2 separate regions of the Mus musculus genome follow, and region 1 is linked to region 2. The links are chromatin contacts, found by POLR2A ChIA-PET in ENCODE. All regions are on one chromosome and are shown on one strand. The core of a region is the stretch at or near the end of the contact, and the rest is flanking DNA. Distances in the headings are between cores, read along the strand shown. Region 1 holds the start of Dhx32 (DEAH (Asp-Glu-Ala-His) box polypeptide 32). Region 2 holds the start of Edrf1 (erythroid differentiation regulatory factor 1).

The links. ChIA-PET counts read pairs that join two places held with the same protein, here RNA polymerase II (POLR2A).
Region 1: POLR2A ChIA-PET joins it to region 2 with 14 read pairs in embryonic stem cell. The contact joins the promoter of Dhx32 here to the promoter of Edrf1 in region 2. POLR2A ChIA-PET finds 5 or more read pairs at or near these places in 4 of 5 experiments (Patski and embryonic stem cell).

What each region holds. Positions count from the first base shown.
Region 1 is chr7:133,775,506-133,778,205 of GRCm38, reverse strand. It overlaps Dhx32 (DEAH (Asp-Glu-Ala-His) box polypeptide 32), which reads left to right and starts at 1,403. Exons shown (of 12, transcript NM_133941.2): 1 at 1,403-1,604. Fank1 (fibronectin type 3 and ankyrin repeat domains 1) reads right to left here and starts at 1,315. Exons shown (of 11, transcript NM_025850.2): 1 at 1,236-1,315. The coding sequence starts at 1,248.
Region 2 is chr7:133,636,270-133,638,969 of GRCm38, reverse strand. It overlaps Edrf1 (erythroid differentiation regulatory factor 1), which reads right to left and starts at 1,295. Exons shown (of 25, transcript NM_178115.4): 1 at 1,047-1,295; 2 at 1-63. The coding sequence starts at 1,157.

The sequences.
Region 1 (2,700 bases), core at 154-2,653, 140 kb before region 2:
CTATCATACACAACTTTGTAGCCCATCGTGGTAGCCCATGCCTTTAATCTTAGCACTTCATAAACAGAGGCAGGTGGACCTGTGGATTTGAAGCCAGCCTGGTCTTTAAACAGTGAGTTCCAAGCTAGCCAGAGAGATAGTGAGATTCTGTTTCAATCAAAACAAAATGAAAAACAGCACTGTAGCCCCAGCACTTTCAGAATGTGGAGCCATGAAGATTCTGAGCCACTGGTTCAGGAGGCTAGGTCACGAAGTTTGCCCTAAACTCAAGGTCAGCCTGGGCTGCAGGAGACAAACTCAAACTTAAGAGTATTTTTAAAAACAAAACAAAAACCAGGGCTAATGAGATGACTTCGCGCAAACAATGCTTGCAGAAAGTAAAAGAGCCAAGTTTGATGCCCAGAACCTCCATAAAATATCAAGTGTGGTGGTGTGATTTGTAGATTCAGCCCTAGAGAGCTGGAGACAGGATCACCTCTGGGGTTCTGCTAGCCGGTTTGCCTAGCCTAGTTCACTAGAGCTCTAGGTCAGTGGGACACCCTGTCTTGAAAACCAAGGTGGGAGCCTGAAGATGTGGTTCAAATATCATGAACACTGACTGCTCTTCCAAAGGACCCAGCACCCACAAGCCTACTCACAGCCTGCTTTTATTATAGTTCAAGGGGATTGGGTTCTCTCTTCTGGTCTCTGTAGAGGCACAAGGCACATGAGTGGTGCAGAGACATATACATGCAGGCAAAACATCTGTACACATTAAATAAAATAAAATAAAAATTTAAAACCAAGGTGGATGGCAAGAAAAGACACCAGAATGTCCCCTCTGGGTTCCACACAAATGTGGCACACTTGCATGTGCACCTGTGTGACACCTGCACACGTGTGCACAAACACATGCATCCGCACGAATAGTCAATAACAAAGAACGGAAAATTTAAGACAAACAGGAATGAGAAACTTTTGTTATGTATCTTATGCTGGGCGGAAGCACATGAATTATATATACCACAGACTTTAGGGATAAGATCGAAGAGAGGCAAGAACACATAAATTCAAGGCCCAGGCTCCATGGAGGTTCACTAAGACACTGGAAGCACTATTAACCATTCGTAAGCCCATTGCTAGTGAGGGCATCAGCCGTGCTCTGTGGAATCTGTGGATCATTTAGCCGAGGGTTCGAGACCTGGCCCGGCTAGCTCGGTCTCTGCTCGCACCCCAGGCCCTAGCCCGCCGCTTACTGTGGGGCTCCATGGTCAGCTGCTCCCGGGGGCCCTCGGGCCCAGCCCTGGCGGCGCCGCCCTCCTAACGCCTGTCTTCGTCTGGCGTCGCTCGGGTTGCCCTGACAACCGGGGATGGGCAGGCGAGCGGGCGGGCGGGGCCCGGCGGACGGCGAGAGGGAGGGACCAAAAAGTGACGTGGAAACGCAGAGCAGCGCACGGGCGGGAGTGGCGCAGGGGGGTCGCGACCCGGGAGCGCGGCGGCTTCAGCAGAGCCGCGCCCCGAGCTCGGGAACGCTCTGTCAGCTCCTCTAGGGACCACGCGAACGTCGGCCGGGCTCGGGAAGCTCCCGCCCAGGCTCTGGGAGGCCTCGGCGGCCGCCGCTGCAGGTAACGGCAGGGCAGGCGGCGGGGAAGCAGGGAGGCCGCGCACCTGTTGCGGCCCCGCCCGACCAGGCACAGCTGAGGGCGAGGGCGCCCCCAGCTCCGGAAGGAGAACCGGAGCTCCGGCCTGAGATCTTCTGGACCCTGGTGGGTTAAGTCTAGGATGACCTGAGACGCCCCAGTGAGAGTCAGAACAAACCCTGCTCCAGCCGGATGACTCGGTCTTTGCACCGCCGTAACCCCAAGCTAGAGTCAGGGTTACCCCTGCATCTGGCGTCCGTCCAGGTCAGGGTCCGGATGAACCCGGAGATGCCCGGGTGAGAGTCGAGATAGACCCTGTTCCTGCTGGAGGACCCAGCTTTTGCCTGCCAGTACCCATTCTCCAGAGTGAAGGGCTATTGCTTCAGGATGTTGCCCCAAGTCATGGTCCGGACTCGGCCTTTGCGCGTGGCAGCTCTTTTCCAGGGTGGGTACCCTATACCGGGATGTTGTCCCAGGTCAAGGCTAGGATGACCCTAAGACTCCGAGTATGGGTGCTCTCAGCTCCTCCTGGAGGACTCGTTCTTTGCACCACATGTTTCAGAGAGGGGTGTTCGAATCCGTTTGCCTAGGTGAGGGTGTGAAAGCTGCTCCTGCCTCTATAGTAGGCCAAGGCTGTCTACTGAGACTACGGGCAGTTCCTCCCCTAGTCCTGCTCTGTCTATCATCCCCACTGTCACCTATCATATTTCAGGCTGTGGGCCCCTTGTGGGATCTTGGAAATTGGTTTAGTTTGGTGTGTGTGTGTGTGTGTGTGTGTGTGTGTGTTTGTGTTTGTGTTACAATACTCATTTTTCCTGTTGATTTTTTTTGGGGGGAGAGGGGGGTCACTGAGTCAGCCAAATTGTGTAGGATACTGGTTTCAAAGACCAGGATCCAGGTTTTCCTTTAAGAAAGGTGTGAAGGGGGGAAAAACCCACTAGGAATTTTTATCTGGTATGGTGTAGAATTTTCAAACCACCTCAGAGAGTGTCATGGGTTAAGGAGAGAAGAGGGGGAAGCAGAGGAAGGAAGAAAAATGGAGAAGAGATAAGAAAGGGATGAGGAAGTGCGGAGAAACAGA
Region 2 (2,700 bases), core at 46-2,545:
AGAAGAGTATTTTACCACAGCTCTGCTTTTCACTTCGTTGCCTCCAAGAAATAAGGCCGATCCCTAAATAACATATGGAATGAAGCTTTAATGAACACTGCCAGGAACGACAATCTCACTTTCATAAAAATGAATTAAGAACCCACCAAATCAGGATTCACAAGGAGCCTCAGCTGCGTGTCAGCTCTAACACTTAATAAACAAGCTTAAATTACGCTTACTTAGCTGTTTTTCACGAAACTAAAAAAAAAAAAAAAAAAAAAAAGGATCAATCAAGAAGTGGACAGGGGCCAACCAACCTGCTTTTTAAAAATCTGGGCATAGTAGTTGCAAACACAAGCTTCAAGCACTCTGGAGGCAGAGGCACAAGGGCCAGTGCAAGGTCTACGTCCAGCTTGACTGCCCGGTCTGCATAACCAGTTCCACACCAGCCAAGACTCAACCCGGTACGATGAGTCACAGAAAAATGTAGACTCAGAAACTAAGTGCGCTCAACTGTGTCCTGTCAACCGCATGTAAAACGAGCAAGACTTCTGTACGGTTCTAATGGAATATTTTTAAGTAGCATAAGTCAATGACAAACGTCATTTGCAGGACGTGTTTATTTTTACCAAACACACAGCGATTGATCGGTAAGCTCATCGCATCCCATTCTACATTAGCTCCGTAGCTGACCCTACACCCACCCGGGCATGCTCAATGTCTGGACCCGCTGTTCGACTCTCCTTCGAGAACCCTTCCAGGCGTTGCAAATTCTCTGTGCCCTCCCTGGGTCCGTCCCTCTCTCCTCTGCCTGCCTTCGGCGGGCTGTGACACACACACACTCTATAGCCCGTCCACTGGCGCCGAGTGCGAAGCCAGGGGTGTTGCGCATTGCAAGCAAACGCCTGCCTGCACACCCGACGACAGGCTCGCCTGGTGATTCATTCCGTACTAGAGGTGCTAAGGAGGCGTGGAAGAAAGTTCCAGAAGCCCCACGTCCCCCTCCCAGGCCCGCAAACCCCCCAAGCCCCTGCAGGTCGCGCTCCGCCGCCGCCGCCTCTCACCTGTGCAGAAGGCTCCTCGGAGTCCGCCTGGGACAGGAGGCTGAGCCCTCCTCGGGCGGCCGCCCCTGAAGGAGAAGCCTCGGCTCCTGCTTCCTTGGGGTCCCCCATCATTTCCGACCCTGGGGAGGCGACCAGACGCGCGAGCCCTGGAGGCGGCGACAGGAACGCGGGCCCAGAGTCGCAGGAGAACCTCAGAGCGAGCGACTCGGACACTCAGCGGCTCGCACTTCCGGCGGCTGCCAGGAAGAGCTCGAGGTAGCGCGATGAAATCTCGCGAGATTCACCCAAAGGTCCAGCCCGTCCTCCGGCTCTGGCTCCTCCTTCGCGGTCCGGGCAGGAGCTGCCGCACGCCGTTGCCTGTCACACCATTAGGGCGGACACTTCTCGCGATACACGCCTCCCGGGCTCCTCCCCCTCGCTCGTGGCCGGTCTTTGTTGGCAAACAGTTAATGAGACTTGAGTCAAAGTCGCGGTGGCTGGGGTGGGGCGGTGCCGCCTTGGGTATTCGCGTAATCAAAGCTGGTGGCATCAAGGCCCTCGCAGGCGGCCGCTCTCTTGGGGCTTCTCCGAGTTGCACACGCGCGGGGACCTCCGTGGGTCTCAGCACCCTCAGATCAGTGGGGCTGAAGCAAGGAGAGAGAAGCCATCAGTCTGTTTAATCGGTTTCTAGGCAGCGCTCATGCAGCCCTGGCTGGTTTCGAACTCGCAAAATAGCCGAGAGTGACCTTGAACTTGACACTCTGCCTCCAGCTCCCGAGGGCTGGGGTTTCTTTCTGCCCGAGGATGGAACCCAGGGCTTCGTGTAGGCTAGGCAAGCACTCGGAGCTACATTTCCACCCTGCACCCAATAACAGACAAACTGCTACATTCCTCATAAAACATATATATTTGAGGTAAAAGGTTTTGTTTTATGTCGAGGTATTACGTTTTGGGTTTTTTTTTTTTTTTTTTTTTTTTTTAAATGTGTTTTGAGTGCTTTGGCTGCGTGTGTGCATGCAGTGCCCGCAGAAACCAGAAGAGGGCATCAGATCTCCTGGAACGGGAGTTACACGCAGTTGGGAGTTGTGGGCTGTGGGTGCTAAGCTGTGTCCTCTGCAAGAGCAGAAAGTGCTCCTAATGGCTGAGCCAGGACGGAGGTATACGTTTTCAGTTTTCAGTGTTTTGGCCTTTGCAATTATTTAGCCATGCCAGGTTATAATTTTCCTTAGTCTCTAAAAACCCAGTAACTGAAAAACTTTAGGAGTTCTCGGAGAAAGCAGATGCAGTCTGCAAATTGCTTTCATGCAAAACAAGACATTTTTATGAATTAACTTTTTGGTGCATATTTTGCAGATCCTTACTTTAAAGCATGTTTTGTGATTTTTTTTTAAACTACTCTGTATTTAGAGCCAGTTTTTGTTTGTTTGTTTGTTTGTTTGTTTTGTCCTTTTCGTTGTTTATTACATCAGAGGCTAGCAGGCTCGTCACATAAAAGCTTGTGCCAAACAAAACTGAGGGCCCGAGTTCCATGTCATCCCTGGACCCCACTGTAGAAGGAGAGAACTGACTCTGGAAAGCTCCCCTCTGGCCGTCACATGTCCTGTGGCATGAACACACACACAATAATAATACAGAGATCTGAATAAGACCTATGTAGCTAACACAAAAAGATTAA